Linked DNA regions of Homo sapiens: region 1 is linked to region 2. The links are chromatin loops, found by intact Hi-C in ENCODE. Cell type or tissue: heart left ventricle. All regions are shown on one strand.

The links. Peaks named below come from ENCODE experiments on the same cell type or tissue, not always from the same donor. Only the 100,000 strongest peaks of a DNase experiment are listed, where the experiment ranks them.
Region 1: a loop joins it to region 2, with 3 times the contacts of the local background. A loop is called at or near these places in 12 of 110 quality-filtered maps.

What each region holds. Positions count from the first base shown.
Region 1 is chr21:39,069,095-39,077,094 of GRCh38, reverse strand. All of the region lies in intron 3 of LINC02943 (long intergenic non-protein coding RNA 2943), which reads left to right. Among named protein-coding and RNA genes, the nearest start is that of LINC02943, 11 kb to the left of the region's middle. RefSeq lists an enhancer at 1,174-1,960. In heart left ventricle, no CTCF peak of the experiment used is centred here; no DNase peak of the experiment used is centred here; H3K27ac peaks cover 2,537 bases.
Region 2 is chr21:38,730,133-38,738,132 of GRCh38, reverse strand. No RefSeq gene overlaps it. Among named protein-coding and RNA genes, the nearest start is that of LINC00114, 39 kb to the left of the region's middle. In heart left ventricle, CTCF peaks have their summits at 3,854 and 4,065 (motif pointing left); DNase peaks (open chromatin) are centred at 3,712 and 4,042; H3K4me3 peaks cover 745 bases; H3K27ac peaks cover 911 bases.

The DNA.
Region 1 (8,000 bases), 340 kb before region 2:
GCTGTATCTGTGCATAATGCATTTATGATGGTTCTAAGCCCCTTATGGGAACACTGTGTACATTTCCACCTCAGAGTATATTTCCATGAAGGAGGCAGGCAGAGTCTTATTATCCCTCTTTGGAATTTCTCCATCAGGTATGCCCCATCTGCTGCTGGTAAACTTCCCCATTCCAACCTTCATGGTGCTGGATTCCTGCACCTGCAGTAGTTCTTAGGTAAAAGACTTGTTTGCACAACATGTCTGCATTAGGATGTGCATACATTTCTTGGCAGAGTGGGGTTGGGTGTAAGCAGGCAGGGGAGTCAGAGAACAGAATGGAAATGCATTAACAAAGAGGGTCTTGTTATGGGGTTCTGAAAAGGACAGGATGGTGATGGCTTTGGGGAATGAGAAAAAGTCATCTCTCTTTTTCTCTGGGGAACCAGAGAAAAAGTCCATGGTCACAGAGAAATGGGCAATTAATATGAAGACAGGGGTCTTAGGTTGAGGAGGAGTGAATTTGTTGAAGCCATGGTTGCTGTGCTATGCAGTTTTGGAGGCACACTCACATCATGGCTATGCACATAGAGTTCTTGAGGTGGTATAGTGCACAGCCTTTGCAACTGTACATGGTGTCTTGGGTTAAAATCTATTCATCAGGCCAATCAATTAGCTTATTTTTTGGTCTCTTAGATGTTAGCATAATATAAACAACTTCAATGCTAAATACTACAATTTTAGTTACTGATGATAAAATATGTGTTTCTATATATCTATTAATCGAAACCAAATTCTTGTTAATGTTAAAACATTTCTGTTAAAGTTCTTAAGCAATCCTGTAAAACACTGCAGTCTGTTAGTTTGGCCAATATAACATCTTGGTTATTTGGTCAATTGGTATTAATTGAACAGATTTGTGGCCAATGCCCCAGGCCCCGAGCAAAGCCGTTGTCTGGCAAACGTCGACAATTGAGATTGTAGGTATACCACCGTTTGCACAAGCCTAACCCTTCTTGATCAAAGACAAATCAAAATCCCAAGGAGACTGTTGCGGGAAGTCAGGGACCCCAAACGGAGGGACCGGCTGAAGCCATGGCAGAAGAACGTGGATTGTGAAGATTTCATGGACATTTATTAGTTCCCCAAATTAATACTTTTATATTTCTTATGCCTGTCTTTACTGCAGTCTCTAAACATAAGTTGTGAAGATTTCATGGACATTTATCACTTCCCCAATCAATACCCTTGTGATTTCCTGTGCCTGTCTTTACTTTAGTCTCTTAATCCTGTCAGCCGAGGAGGATGTATGTCACCTCAGGACCATGTGATAATTGCATTAACTGCACAAATTGTAGAGCATGTGTGTTTAAACAATATGAAATCTGGGCACCTTCAAAAAGAACAAGGTAACAGCAATGTTTAGGAAACAAGAGAGATAACCTTAAACTCTGACTGCCGGTGAGCTGAGCAGAACAGAGCCATATTTCTCTTCTTTCAAAAGCAAATGGGAGAAATACCGCTGAATTCTTTTTCTCAGCATGGAACATCCCTGAGAAAGAGAATGTGCGCCTGCAGGTAGGTCTCTAAACTGGCCCCCCTGGGCATAGCCATCTCTTATGGTCAAGGCTGCAGAGATGAAATAGACTCCAGTCTCCCATAGCGCTCCCAGGCTTATTAGGAAGAGGAAATTCCTGCCTAATAAATTTTGGTCAGACCAGTTGATCTCAAAACCCTGTCTCCTGATGAGATGTTATCAATGACAATGGTGCCTGAAACTTCATTAGCAATTTGATTTCACCTCGGTCCTGTGGTCCTGTGATCTTGCCCTGCCTCCACTTGCCTTGTGATATTCTATTACCTTGTAAAGTACTTGATGTCTGTGACCCACACCTATTCACACACTCCCTCCCCTTTTGAAAATCTCTAATAAAAACTTGCTGGTTTTTGTGGCTTGTGGGGCATCACAGATCCTACCAACGTGTGATGTCTCCCCCGGGTGCCCAGCTTTAAAATTTCTCTCTTTTGTACTCTGTCCCTTTATTTCTCAAGCTGGCCAATGCTTAGGGAAAATAGAAAAGAACCTACATGAATATCGGGGTAGATTCCCTGATAGGAGACAAACAGATCCAACTGGACTCACCAATGAGAGGACCAAGAACAAGGTCAGGGCTCCCTGTCTTCAAGGGTCATGTGTGTTTTGGAGCATGCTGGGGCTATAGAGACATCCTTGGATGGGTTTGGACCAAATCAGATCTCTGGCCCATCAGACAAGAAATACATGTTTGTTGTTCTAAGCCACAAGAGTTGGGATTGTTATGTAGCATTATCACAGCAATTGCTGACTAATACAGTGGATCACAAGCCTCAGATTTAGAAAATTCCTGCTGTGCTTTGTGGGATAATTAATGGTTATAACTTTGGTGTGCAAATTATAGGTTTCTATGAGATTATTATGTAATTGAGCACTCTTATTTTGTAGATGAGGAAATCAAGATCTTGAGAGTTTCAGTGTCTTAGCCAAAGTCACAGAGAAGTGACTTTGAGCCAGAATTCAGTGCTCCTTTCCTGATGCTCTTTGCATGGTGGCATCACTGAAGACATTGGTGGGGAACTGGAATGGAACTGGAAAGCCAATGTTTGAAATTTCTTCCCCTAGGCATTGGCTTCATCACCCTCGTCAAGAACTTTGAAAGGGACATTAATGAGCAGCAAAATCAATTTGAATCTCATCTTTTGGTTCTTCTCCCCTGGAGAAAGACCTGAGCAAAAAATGGGTCAGCTAGGGGCATGTGGAATAGTGGATGGGTTACAAACAGGGAGAGGACAAGGAAAGGGATAAGGGGAATTCGGAAGGAAAACCTTAGAGGAGGAGAAAGAAAGCTGAACCCTGTACATGAGAAGGGAGGGAAAAAAAATGAAGATTAGAAAATAAATGTGGCTGATGGCAGAGAGATTTGGTTCCACACAAGCACACCTTTGGAATCAGCTACTGGTGGGAAATTAAATAGCCCCAAATCTGCTGGTTCATGGGGCTTCAGGCAAGTCTCCATCCAGCCTTCAAGTTGCTATGAGCAACAATTGTCCTTTAAAAACCACAGTCTTACAGAGCCAAAGACAGCAGATTCGACACTGGGTGTTCCCAAGGCCAAGTTGGAAGAGAATCCAGACAACAGCTCATACAGCACACACAGAATCAAAAACAGTCTTTTCAACCAGCCAGACACTAATTAAATTAAAGCAATGCTGGAGACAGCAGCACGTGGCAGAGGAGAGGTGCCAGGCCAAAGGGCTCTAGTTGCTTAGAAGCGAGTTCAGCAAAGAATAGGCTGAGGCATCTGTCACTTTTCAGTGATGGAAGCATTTTGTGCAGCAGCTGACGTGTTATTAGGTACACCTGTCCTCGGACCGGTGACATCGTTTGTGAGGCCCAGTGCAAAATAAAAATGCAGAACCCCTTGCTCAAAAATTACTGAGAATTTTAATACGGTGACTGCAGAGTTTTGAATCAAGTGTGGGGTCCTGAGCGCAAGGCCCTGTGTGGCTGTGTGGGTCATGCACCCCTGAAGCTCACCTGTCTGTTATGAATAGTTTAGGGTTAGGGTGATTACACTCATTTTAGGCGGAACAATTCAGTTATGGGCATGCATTAAGATGATGCTACATTTTGAACCACAACATAGGTATTAGGTACATTGCAACAACAGAAATTTGTGACCTACATGGGAAATGCAAGAATCAAGCTTTCTACTCCAATTAATTGTTCCTTGGAGGAATTAAGTTTCTGCTTCTCATTGTGGAAGCAGAAGTGAGCTGATGCCAAGCAATGAACCCTGTGTTTTGGCCCAGCCTCATGGAAATTCTCCCAGCCCGCCTCGTGGCACCAAACACATGTCTTTTCCAGGGAGTTTAGAGTATTTCAAAGATGCTTATTATTTAGGTTGCCAGATAAAATACGGGACATCCAGTTTCAACATGAATTTCAGATAAACAACAGAAAACTTTTTAGTATAAGTATGTCTGAAGGACATTACTTATAGTAAATACTTATACTAAACACTTACAAATAGTATACTAAATACTTATACTAAAAATTATCTGTTGTTTATCTGAAATTCAACTTGAACTAGGCATCCTCTATTTGTATTTGTTAAATCTGGCAACCTATAGAATGCATTTTTAAGATGCTGCCACTATACGTGGTCACCCCCAGATCACTGACGCATACTAAGGGACCAAGGTGGGATGGCATGTGAGAATGATGGCAAAAAAAAAACCCCAAAAGTCATGGGAACTGTTAGAATTCAAGTCTGTATTAGTCCTGGGGCTACTGTAATAAAATGCCACCAACTGGGTGGCTGAAAACATGAGAGATTTATTCTCTTGCTGTTCTGGAGGAGAGAAGACCAAATCCAAGCTCTGCAGAGCCGTAGGGAGAGATCTGTTCCAGGCCTCTCTCCCAGCTTCTGGTAGCCCCAGTCATTCCTTGGCTGTGACAGCCTAAGTCCAATCTTCTCATGGTTCTCGGTGTCTCCTCATGTAGTTCTTCCTTTGTGTCTGTGTCATTCCCCCCTTTTATAAGGACATCAGTCATACTAGGTTAGAGCCCACTCTAATACCCTCATTTTAACTTGATTACCTCTGTAAAGACCCTACTTCCAAAATTAGGTCACATTCTGAGATATCAGGGGTTAGGAATTCAATACATCTTTTTTGGGGACACAATTTATGCTATAACATTGTCCCACGACTGTCCAGGGCTTTTCTATTCTTAAACTTCATGGGATGGCCTGCATTTAGAGAGCTGGAGAACCCTTCTGTACTTGGCCTTTGTGTGATCAGTCTTAACTGAAGACAATTCAAAGAGGTGACAGCCACAGTGAATCAAGAGGTGTCAAATCCTGCAAGGGCAGCTCATCAGAGGACACAGGCATGGAGAGTTCCGTGGCCATCCATGGAGTGTCTATTCCACACTCTACCCATTGAGCTGCCATGTGGAAGTTTTCAAACAGAGTGACAAACACACAGCTTTACTCCTGCAGAGTAAACATTTCTGGCAATGCTTGCTTCATGGGAGCAGCCCACGCATTTTGCACAAATGTTATACAAGCAGCCTGTGGCTTTGGAAATCATGGATGGAAATTATTTGCAAATTCCTTTGGAGCCTTATAACAAATGTTTGCCTTGGTCTTGAAGCCTTAAACAAACAACCCCTCTACTTCAAAAATGTCTGCTAATGAGAAAGACATTTCAGCTGAAAGAAAAGAAGTGATCATTAGGAAAAAATGGACTGGATTGTGTTAACCAAGCAAAAGATCAGCCTGGGACTCTAACCACATTTGTTGCTTTTATCAGAAATTGGAGTGATAGTCGGTCTTTAGATAATATTATGTTGAATGGACTTAACAGTCATTTTAACAAGGACGGGCCTCTCTTATCTGGAATTGGCTATGTAAAATCAAAAGCCACCATGATATTATTCAAAGGAAGCCTTGGCCATTATGTGGGACAGGTTATCTGGCTTTGATCAGCCCTTTCTCTTGCTACTTCCTAGTGAGAAGAGGTGGATGGATAAGACCTTTTTGGCAGGTTGATAAATTGTGTATATTTCCAAGGAGAAGGCAAGCATATAAAACCATTTCTAAGAGCACTTTCAAGAATTTTAGCTTTAAAGCTTGTAGAGTCTTGCAGATCAGTGCTGACCAATAGAAACATGGGGTGTTTTTATAATGGAAAGTTTTCTTGTAGTCACATGTTAAAAAATAAAAAAGAAATAGTGAACTTCCAGCTTCATTCATGTCCTTTGACTAACACAGGAACAGAAAACCAAACACTGAATTTTCTCACTCTTAAGTGGAGTTGAACAATGAGAACACATGGACACAGGAAAGGGAACATCATACACCTGTCGGGGGATGGGCGGCAAGGGGTGGGAGAGCATTAGGACAAATACCTAATGCATGCGGGGCTTAAAACCTAGATGATAGGCTGATAGATGCAGCAAACCACCATGGCACGTGTATACCTGTGTAACAAACCTGCACATTCTGCACATGTATCCCAGTATTTAAAGTAAAAAAAAAAACAGTGAAGTTAATTTTGATACCATAGCTAATTTAAACCAATATATTCGTATCATCTCATCATATATTTGATATAAAAATGATTAGTGAACAATTTTATCTTCTTTGTCTCATTCTATCTTTGAAATCTTGTGTGTGTGTGTGTTTTAAATTATACTTTAAGTTCTGGGATACCTGTGCAGAATGTGCAGGTTTGTTATATAGGTATACACGTGCCATGGTGGTTTGCCGCACCCATCAACCCATCATCTACATTAGGTATTTCTCCTAATGCTATCCCTCCCCTAGTCCCCCACCTCCAGACAGGCCCTGGTGTGTGATGTTCCCCTCCCTGTGTCCATGTGTTCTCATTGTTCAACTCCCACTTATGAGTGAGAACATGCAGTGTTTGGTTTTCTGTTCCTGTGTTAGTTTGCTGAGAATGATGGTTTCCAGCTTCATCCATGTCCCTGCAAAGGACATGAACTTATTGTTTTTTATGGTTGCCTAGTATTCCATGGTGTATATGTGCTACATTTTCTTTATCCAATCTATCATTGATGGGCATTTGTGTTGGTTCCCAGTATTTGCTATTGTGAACAGTGCTGCAATAAACATACATGTGCATGTGTCTTTTATAGTATACTGATTTATAATCCTTTGGTTATATACCCAGTAATGGGATTGCAGGGTCAAATGGTATTTCTGGTTCTAGATCCTTGAGGAATCACCACACTGTCTTCCACAGTGGTTGAACTAATTTACAATCCCACCAACAGCGTAAAAGCATTCCTATTTCTCCACATCCTCTCCAGCGTCTGTTGTTTCCTGACTTTTTAATGATGGCCATTCTAACTGGCGTGAGATGGTATCTCATTGTGGTTTTGATTTGCATTTCTCTAATGACCAGTGATGATGAGTTTTTTTTCATGTTGCTGGCTGCATAAATGTCTTCTTTTGAGAAGTGTCTGTTCATATCCTTTGCCCACTGTTCAATGGGGTTGTTTGTTTCGTGTAAATTTGTTTAAGTTCTTTGTAGATTCTGGATATTAGCCCTTTGTCATATGGTAGATTGCAAAAATTTTCTCCTATTCTGTAGGTTGCCCATTCACTCTGCTGATAGTTTCTTTTGCTGTGTGGAAGCTCTTTAGTTTAATTAGATCCCATTTGTCAATTTTGGCTTTTGTTGCCATTGCTTTTGGTGTTTTAGCCATGAAGTCTTTGCCCATGCCTATGTCCTGAATGGTATTGCCTAGGTTTTCTTCTAGGGTTTTTATGGTTTTAGGTCTTACATTTAAGTCTTTAATCCATCTTGGGTTAATTTTTGTATAAGGTGTAAGGAAGGGGTCCACTTTCAGTTTTCTGCATATGGTTAGCCAGTTTTCCCAACACCATTTATTAAATAGGGAACCCTCTCCCCATTGCTTGTTTTTGTCAGGTTTGTCAAAGGTCAGATGGTTGTAGATGTGTGGCATTATTTCTGAGGCCTCTGTTCTGTTCCATTGGTCTATATATCTGTTTTGGTACCAGTACCATGCTGTTTTGGTTACTGTAGCCTTGTAGTATAGTTTGAAGTTAGGTAGCATGATGCCTCCAGCTTTGTTCTTTTTGCTGAGGATTGTCTTGGCTATACAGACCCTTTTTTGGTTCCATATGAAGTTTAAAGTAGTTTTTTCTAATTCTGTGAAGAAAGTCATTGGTAGCTTGATGGGGATAGCATTAAATCTATAAATTACTTCGGGCAGTATGGCCATTTTCACAATATCGATTCTTCCTATCCATGAGCATGGAATGTTTTTCCATTTGTTTGTGTCCTCTCTTATTTCCTTGAGAAGTGGTTTGTAGTTTTCCTTGAAGAGATCCTTCACGTCCCTTGTAAGTTGTATTCCTAGGTATTTAATCCTTTTTGTAGCAATTATGAATGGAAGTTCACTCATGATTTGGCTCTCTGTTTGTCTA
Region 2 (8,000 bases):
AGAGAAAGCAACAAGGCACCATCTTGGAAGCCAAGAGAGGAGCCCTTACTGGACACCAAACCCGCCAGCACCTCCGTCTTGGACGTTCCAGCCTTCAGAACCATGAGAAGTAAATTTCTGTTCTTTATACATTATTCAGTCTGTGGTGTTTTATTATAGCAGCACAAATGGACTAACACATGTGAAACACTTAGAGCTGTGCTTTGCCCAGAGTAAGTGCTCAGTCAATCTTGTGAAAAATTTGGCAAGTCAGTAAAAGTAGAACTGAGAAAACAAAAAGTACCCACTTTCCACCACTTGCAGAAGCCATTAGTAGCATTTTAGCATATTACTTTCAGTCGATCCCTATCCATTTTATAATCTGAGAGTTTACCACTTGTAAAATATTTACACTTTTTGCTTCACTTGACACACCACAAGCATTTATTTGTATTATTTAAATCCTCTGCCCCTTCTGCAACTTCTTTTCTTTTTTTTTTTATTTTTTCTTTTTCTTTCTTTCTTTCTTTTTTTTTTTTGAGATGTAGTCTTGCTCTGTTGCCTGGTCTGGAGTGCAGTGGTGAGATCTTGGCTCACCGCAACCTCTGCCTCCCAGGTTGAAGCAATTCTCCTGCCTCAGTCTCCCAAGTAGCTGGGATTACAGGTGCGTGCCACCACACCTGGCTAATTTTTGTATTTTTAGTAGAGACGGGGTTTCACCATATTGGCCAGGCTGGTCTAGAACTTCCGACCTCAAGTAATCCACCCACCTGGGCCTCTCAAAGTGCTAGGATTATAGATTTGAGCCAGTGCGCCCATAACATATGGCCGTCTTCCATAACTTTCTTAACCGTTTCCTATTTCCCTGTTGTAGGATATTTAGATTGTTTCCAAGAACATCAAAACATATTAAAAATATTAACAGTTTTATGCTTATTGTATGGAACGTCTCCAAATCATATAGCCATTTTACCCTTCTTGCTAGTGAAGTGACATACAGTTTTGAAAACCCTACAGAACATGGTATTTTAGACGTGGCTGTTGAAACATGATGAAAGTAAAGTATTTTACCTGTGTGTTGAGAAAAAGTGATCAGTTAAAAGGAACAATAATATGGTAAAATACGCTGAGCAGTTTATATTTTCCTAGCACAGAACCTATCCCAAATACTTCACAAGTATCAACCCATACCACACAGCTATCTCAAGAGGCAATTTTCTTATGTCTACTTTGGAGGTTAGGAAATTGAGTCACCGAAAGGTTGAATGACTTGCCCAAGGTCACCACTCTAGTAAATTGAAGTGTTGGGATTTGGACCTACGAAATCTACTTCCAGAAACTGTATTCTCTACCACTGAATCTACACTGTCTTTTTTACATAGAGTATTTATTCTGGGTATTTAATCAGAAATGCTCTACCGCTGATTTCTTTTCATTATTCTTTATTTGGAAGAAAATAGAAAGATCTGTACATGATATCCAAAGCCTGGATGGACTTTCCGTAATTAACTATTTAGGCATTTGTTTTTCTGGACTCTAATTTAGAGCTGGTTCAAAATTTCAGTGGGTTGCTTCCCACCCTATTTTAAATTGGGTTATGGTATAACTTTGGAGAGAATGACTACACTGTTTTAGAAATAAACCTTTCCTTTTTACAGACCAGCAGTATTTCACCAAAGTGTACATCTGTTGTGAAGAAGGGGTGCAGCTGGAAAAAATAGAGCGTCAATTGTACTTTCTGTGTAGGTGTTTTTCAAGCAGCTCCCCAGGACACATTTGAGGAATATGCTTTCCATTTTGCTGCCCTTTTCCAAATCACACAATTAATAGATAACAACCCAACATCCACATATGCTCTGGGGGTTGTGGGAAAGTTGAGTGAAGGAAGAGAATTCCTGTGCACATGGGCTGAATGGGTGGTAGGGAGGAGTCCTAGTTTTTCATTCTATCTGGAGAGGATAGGACTTGGCTTCTCTCAGAGACATGAGCCCTTATGTGCTGGAAAAGGAAGTCACAGAGAATTTTCCAGGGACTGGTACAAAATGAAACAGAAAAATAGGACATGAAATGACAGACTCAGGTGCTCTTACTGCAAAGCTTGTCTTGAACTTGGGCATTACTGGGAGAGGTGTGGGATATGATTCTGTTAGTTGCTTCATGGCTCAGCCTCATAAAACATAGTTATTCCTGAAGGGGATGCTGATCTTTTCTTTTCTTTTTTTTTTCCATTATTCTTCCTTATTGCCCCATTGTAAATCATAATCTTCTCTCTCTGTCTGTCCCCAAATTTCCAAGAAATGGAATGAGACTTTTATAATTATGACTCCATTAGAGGTTCTCTAGAAATTGAAAATGAACCTATGAACCCCAACTATCTGAGATAAGTCTCAGTCAATTTAGGAAGTTTATTTTGCGATAGATAAGGATTTGCACCAGTGATACAGCCTCAGGAAGTCCTGACGACATGTGTTCAAGGTGGTCGGGGCAATAGCTTGGGTTTATACATTTTAGGGAGACATGAGACATTGATCAACATATGTAAAATGTATCTTGGTTCGGTCTGGAAAGGCAGGACAACTTGAAGCAGAGACAGGGCTTCCATGTCACAGGTAGTTAAGAGACAAATGAGCAGGTGTGGTGGCTAATGCCTGTAATCCCAGCACTTTGGGAGGCTGAGGCAGGAGGATCACGAGGTCAGGAGTTCGAGACCAGCCTGGCCAACATGGTGAAATCCCATCTCTACTAAAAATACAAAAATTAGCCAGGTGTGGTGGTGTGCACCTGTAATCCCAGCTACTCAGGAGGCTGAGGCAGGAGAATGGCTTGAAAGTGGAAGGTGGAGGTTGCAGTGAGCCGAGATAGCGCCCCTGCACCCCAGCCTGGGCAACAAGAGTGAAACTCCATCTAAAAAAAAAAAAGAGACAAATGATTGCCTCTTTTGAGTTTCTGATTAACTTTTTAAAATGAGGCAAGCAGATATGCATTCATCTTAGCAAGCAGAGGGATGGGAGGCAGGTTTGACCTAAGCAGTTTCCAGCTTGACTTTTCTCTTTAGCTTAGTGATTTTGTGGTCCCAATATTTATTTTCCTTTCACAAATCCAAATGTATTTGTCTCTAGATATTTTATTTTATTCTCGTAAAAGGTGGGAATGCAGAATATGCTTTGCTTTATTAAAAAGACTATGTATTTGCCTTTAAAATTTCAGGTTTTAGAAACATTTCGTTTTAAAAGTCTTTCCTTGAAAAATATGCAGATTGAAGCAAAATCTACTTACCCTAGCTTTTAGGAGAACTTCCTTCCTCAAAACGAACTTTTGCCTACGTGGCCTCCTTTTGTTTTTTCAAGTTGATTTAAATAGGAATGAAAATTACCCGTATTTAACCAGCAATCCAAAGGACAGAAGGTATTTTTCCTTGCAAAGGGGTGCTCATAATTTCGTAAAGTAATAAGACACCAGTGAAAACAATCACCCCAAATTCATTTCCATATGAAAAGAGAACCAGTGTAACTTGAAAACGCCTTTTATTAAATCTCAAGGTCAGAACTGGGGGAAAATTCTAAATGTTGAATCACAATAAGGCTCACTAGGATTTTCTCCTATTTACCCGCAGAGCCTGCTCTAGACTTCAGTGCTGGGCAGGGGGTTGCCCTGCGCCTGCACCGCGGCTGCAAAGCACCCTGTTTCCCTTCTCTGACCCGCCTGGCATTCCCGCCGCCGAGCGGCAGTTGAGTGATTTTTTTTCTTTTCCTTTAGCCGGCCCAGGGCTGCACTCGGTGACTGCTCTTCGTCAAATTCCTTCTTAAACAGTGGTCAAGTATTCTTCCGGTGCAGCTGTTATTTTCGGGTCCTGTATTCTGCTTTGTGCTGACCCTGTAATCTCAGCAGTACCCATTCGCCTAGCAGGGCTTCGGGATGCTTCCCCGACTCTCCTCGCACCTTCACACCAACGCACTCCGGGAATGTTTCTGATGGGTGTCAAGTCCACTCTCTGATGAACGGACTCGTGCTTTGAGAGCATCTTCAGGGTCAGTGCATCCAGTGACCGTTTCATGACACCGTTTGCCTCGAGCGCCACCGCCTGGCCAAAACTGGAACGACCTGTGCCCGTTGCTGAGGAGGAAAAACACCCGGGATGGAATTTCTAGTTTTTGTGCAATCCTCATCCTTTTCCATTTTCTGTAAAGTGACGATGACAGATATTTTCGCTTACTAATGCAAGTATTTTTCATCTGAATAAATATACCAATTTCTCTGGCAATAATTTGGGTTTAAAAATACTGAGGCTGGCCCGGCACAGTGGCTCACACCTGTAATCCCAGCACTTTGGGAGGCCAAGGCGGGCGGATCACGAGGTCAGGAGTTCGAGACCATCCTGGCCAACATGGTGAAACCCCGTCTCTACTAAAAATACAAAAATTAGCCGGGTTTGGTGGCGTGCGCCTGTAATCCCAGCTACTCGCGAGGCTGACGCAGGATAATCGCTTGAACCCGGGAGGTGGAGGTTGCAGTGAGCCGAGATTGTGCCACTGCATTCCAGCCTGGGCGACAGAGCGAGACTGCGTCTCAAAACAAAACAAAACAAAACAAAACAAAACAAAACAAAACAAAAAAATATACTGAGGCTGGGCATGGTGGCTCACTCCTGTAATTCCAGCACTTTAGGAGACTGAGGTAGGAGGATGGCTTGAGCCCAGGAGTTTGAGATCACCCTGAGCAAGACCCTGTCTCTACAAATATAATTTTAAAAATAACTGAGTCTGATGGCATGCACCTGTAGTTCCAGCTACTCAGGAGGCTGAGGAGGGAGGATGGCTAGAGCCCAGAAATTCGAGGTTGCAGTGAACCATGATCACGCCACTGCCCTCCAGCCTCGGTGACACAGCAAAGCCCTGTTTTTAAGAAAGGGAAAAGGAAACACAAAGATACTGAACTGAGCGCCATCCTATACCCTCAGCTATACATTACATAAATTGTATTCTTTAGAATTCTAAAGGCTGAGTAGGATGGGCTTTGGTAATGTAAAAATACAAAAGCAGATACAGGCAAAAAACATGAGAAAATTTTTTTCCTCTAGCATTCTGTCCATGGTGGACAGGATGGGTGAAGTGTGCCTAAAGTGCTTGTTTGATGGGTGCCCACCCCTCCCCACTCCCCAGTGGTCGACGCAGAGCACTGATGCTACAGACCCAGGCTCCAGAACACGCTGGATGGAAAGGTTCTGAGAAGAGTGTGCACACCTCAAGGAGTGTGTGTATGTGTGCGAGCAAATACCTCTGTAAGCAGTCTCCTGGGGGTGCTGAAAGAAAATATTAGGATTTCTCTTCATACCTATTTTTATCTCAAATTTCAGTACTTTTATTTTTATAGGACACATAAAAATTATTTGAACACTTGTATATTATTTACAAAACAAATCAATATTTTAATAGATATTGGGTGTGTGGGTTAAAAAATTGGAGTTTGCCAAGGAGATGGTGGAAGGTTGATGATGGCTTCCCTTGGACTGGGCAGAGGTGGGGTGAATAGGGCGTGGATCTTTATCTTTCTGCCTAGGGGGCAGCCCTATGCCCAAGGAACTGGCTCCCTTTTCCTGCCCATGTGTACAAGTGAGGGCTGCAAGGAGTCACCGTCAGGAGAGAGTGCAGGTGAGGGGTGAGGGGTATAGGGAGCTGGCACCTGGTGACTTTGCACTTGGGGGTTGAAGGGGACAGGATGGTGGGCAGGTGACCTCTCCAGGGAAGGGTCCTGGCTACTGGTTGGGCAGCAGGGTGGAAAGGAAAAGCCCTACGCTCTCCTCTAGAGAGGAGAGGACTGGAATTAGGACATGGGTTGGGTTTTGAAGCATTAACTATGATTTTTAAACAAAGTTGAAAATGTTTTTTGCAAGTTCTCCCAAAGCTTGAACAAATAATTTTCTAGTAGAAAAAATATTTTCTAGACAACAACCCACCAGTCTAAAGTTGTACCGAACTAAGGATGTTCTTAACATGGCCCCCAGTGCATTGCAAGGCAAAAAAAAAAAAAAAAAAAAAAAAGAATTGCATGCAGCTGGAATAGGGCCTGGCCTGCAGGTAATTTAGCAATTTAGCTAGGCTTTCTCTCTGGGTAGGGAGGTTGGGACGGGATTTGATTCAGAAGAAGGTTCTGGCCCTGCCTCTGTCAGTCTTATGATGCAGCCTAGGTAAGTCACTTCACATCTGTGAGGCTTTCTTCTTTGCTAAACAGATGACAAATGTGTACCGAGAATTGGCTGGGCATCAGATGCCGGTGGGGAATGGGGTTCTGAAGACAATATGTGAGCAGGAAACTGAGCTCATCTTAAAGTGTTTGCAGTTAAGTCTAACTTTCATTTCAACTAAAAAATTAAATGAAAGTTCGAAATAAGAGTATAAAGATTAAAAGGAAAAAAAATCTAAATATCTAAAAGATAACAAATTGTAGAGACCTCTCAAGCTCCGTAAAACCCTGCATTTAGTTACAGAAGTTTGCTGCTCTTTATGTAGTTGATCCTAACCAATTAAAAAAGAATTGGAGCCAGGCGCGGTGGCTCACGCCTGTAATCCCAGCACTTTGGGAGGCCAAGGCAGGTAGATCACCTGAGGTTGGGAGTTTGAGACCACCCTGACCAAAATGGAGAAACCCCGTCTGTACTAAAAATACATAAAAAATTAGCCTAGTGTGGTGGCACATGCCTGTAATCCCAGCTGCTCAGGAGGCTGAGGCAGGAGAATTGCTTGAACCCAGGAGGCAGAGGTTGCGGTGAGCCGTAGTTCACACCATTGCACTCCAGCCTGGGCAACAAGAGTGAAACTCCGTCTCAAAAAAAGAAAAAAAAAAGGGAATTGGAAACTTATGCATTATATCTATCTTTGAATATATCTGTTTCCAAAGTGGATGATGAAAACAGAATTAATGCATTATATCTGCAATGGACTGAATATTTATGTTCCCCTCAAAATGTATATGTTGAAACTCTAATCCCAAGATGATGGTACTTGGTACTGGGAGCTTTGGGAGGTCATGAGGGTGGAGCCCTCATAAATGGGATTAGCATCTTAATAAGAAGAGGCCAGAGAACTTGGTAGTTCTCTTTCTACCGTGCGAGGATGCAATGAGAAGTTGGCAGCCATCTGCAACCTGGAAGGGAGCCCTCACCAGAACCCAACCAACCATACCAGCAGCCTGATCTCCAACTTCCAGCCTCCGAGGCTGTGAGAAATAAAGTTCTGTTGTGTATGAGCCACCCAGTCTATGATACTTCATTATAGCAGCCTGAACGGACTAAGACAATCTCTACATTTAAATATATATATATATTTAAAGTAGATTGAAAAAAATAAAATTAATGATTCAAGGGCTAAGTTGCTATTCTTTTAAAAAAAGATTATTTTTGATAGACATTTGGAAAAAGAAATGAGAAACTCCAAGTTACAAAAGGAGAAGTGGGAATATTTTAATATGCAGCCCAGCTTTGGCATAGCAATACAAATTGTTCTTCCAGTGATAGCTTTGACTGCAATCCTAAAACAAGCTGTGGTCCCTCTGCTGTGGCTCAAATCACAATAGAGGACAGAAACCCCATCTTGTTTTAAGAAAAAGGCAAAAGACAATGACCTGAGTTTCTAGTTCACGTACGTCTTGCTGACAGCTGTCAACTTTATGTATTTATTTTTAATACGAGGTTTAAAAACAGAGGCTTTCCTTTGAACAGCCCGGGGCCAGGACATTTTATTGGTGTTGGATCTTGTCTGCCATGGATAGCAAATTCCTCATCACATGGGTCATTTGGTGACTGTGTGGGTGAGAGAAATTATAATTTGGCCATGATTTGGAAATGTTCCGGCAGGTTCCAAGAGGCGAAGTTTCTGGAATCGCTGAAGACATAGTATGCTGTGTTTGCTTTGCAAGAGAGTCTGTGGGTGGCCAGGGGCTGGGGTGGAGTTGGTGGGCGGAGAGGTGACATTTCAAGCTGTGGTATCTCTGCCAGTTGGGTGTCACTTGGTTCGTGTCTCTTTCTT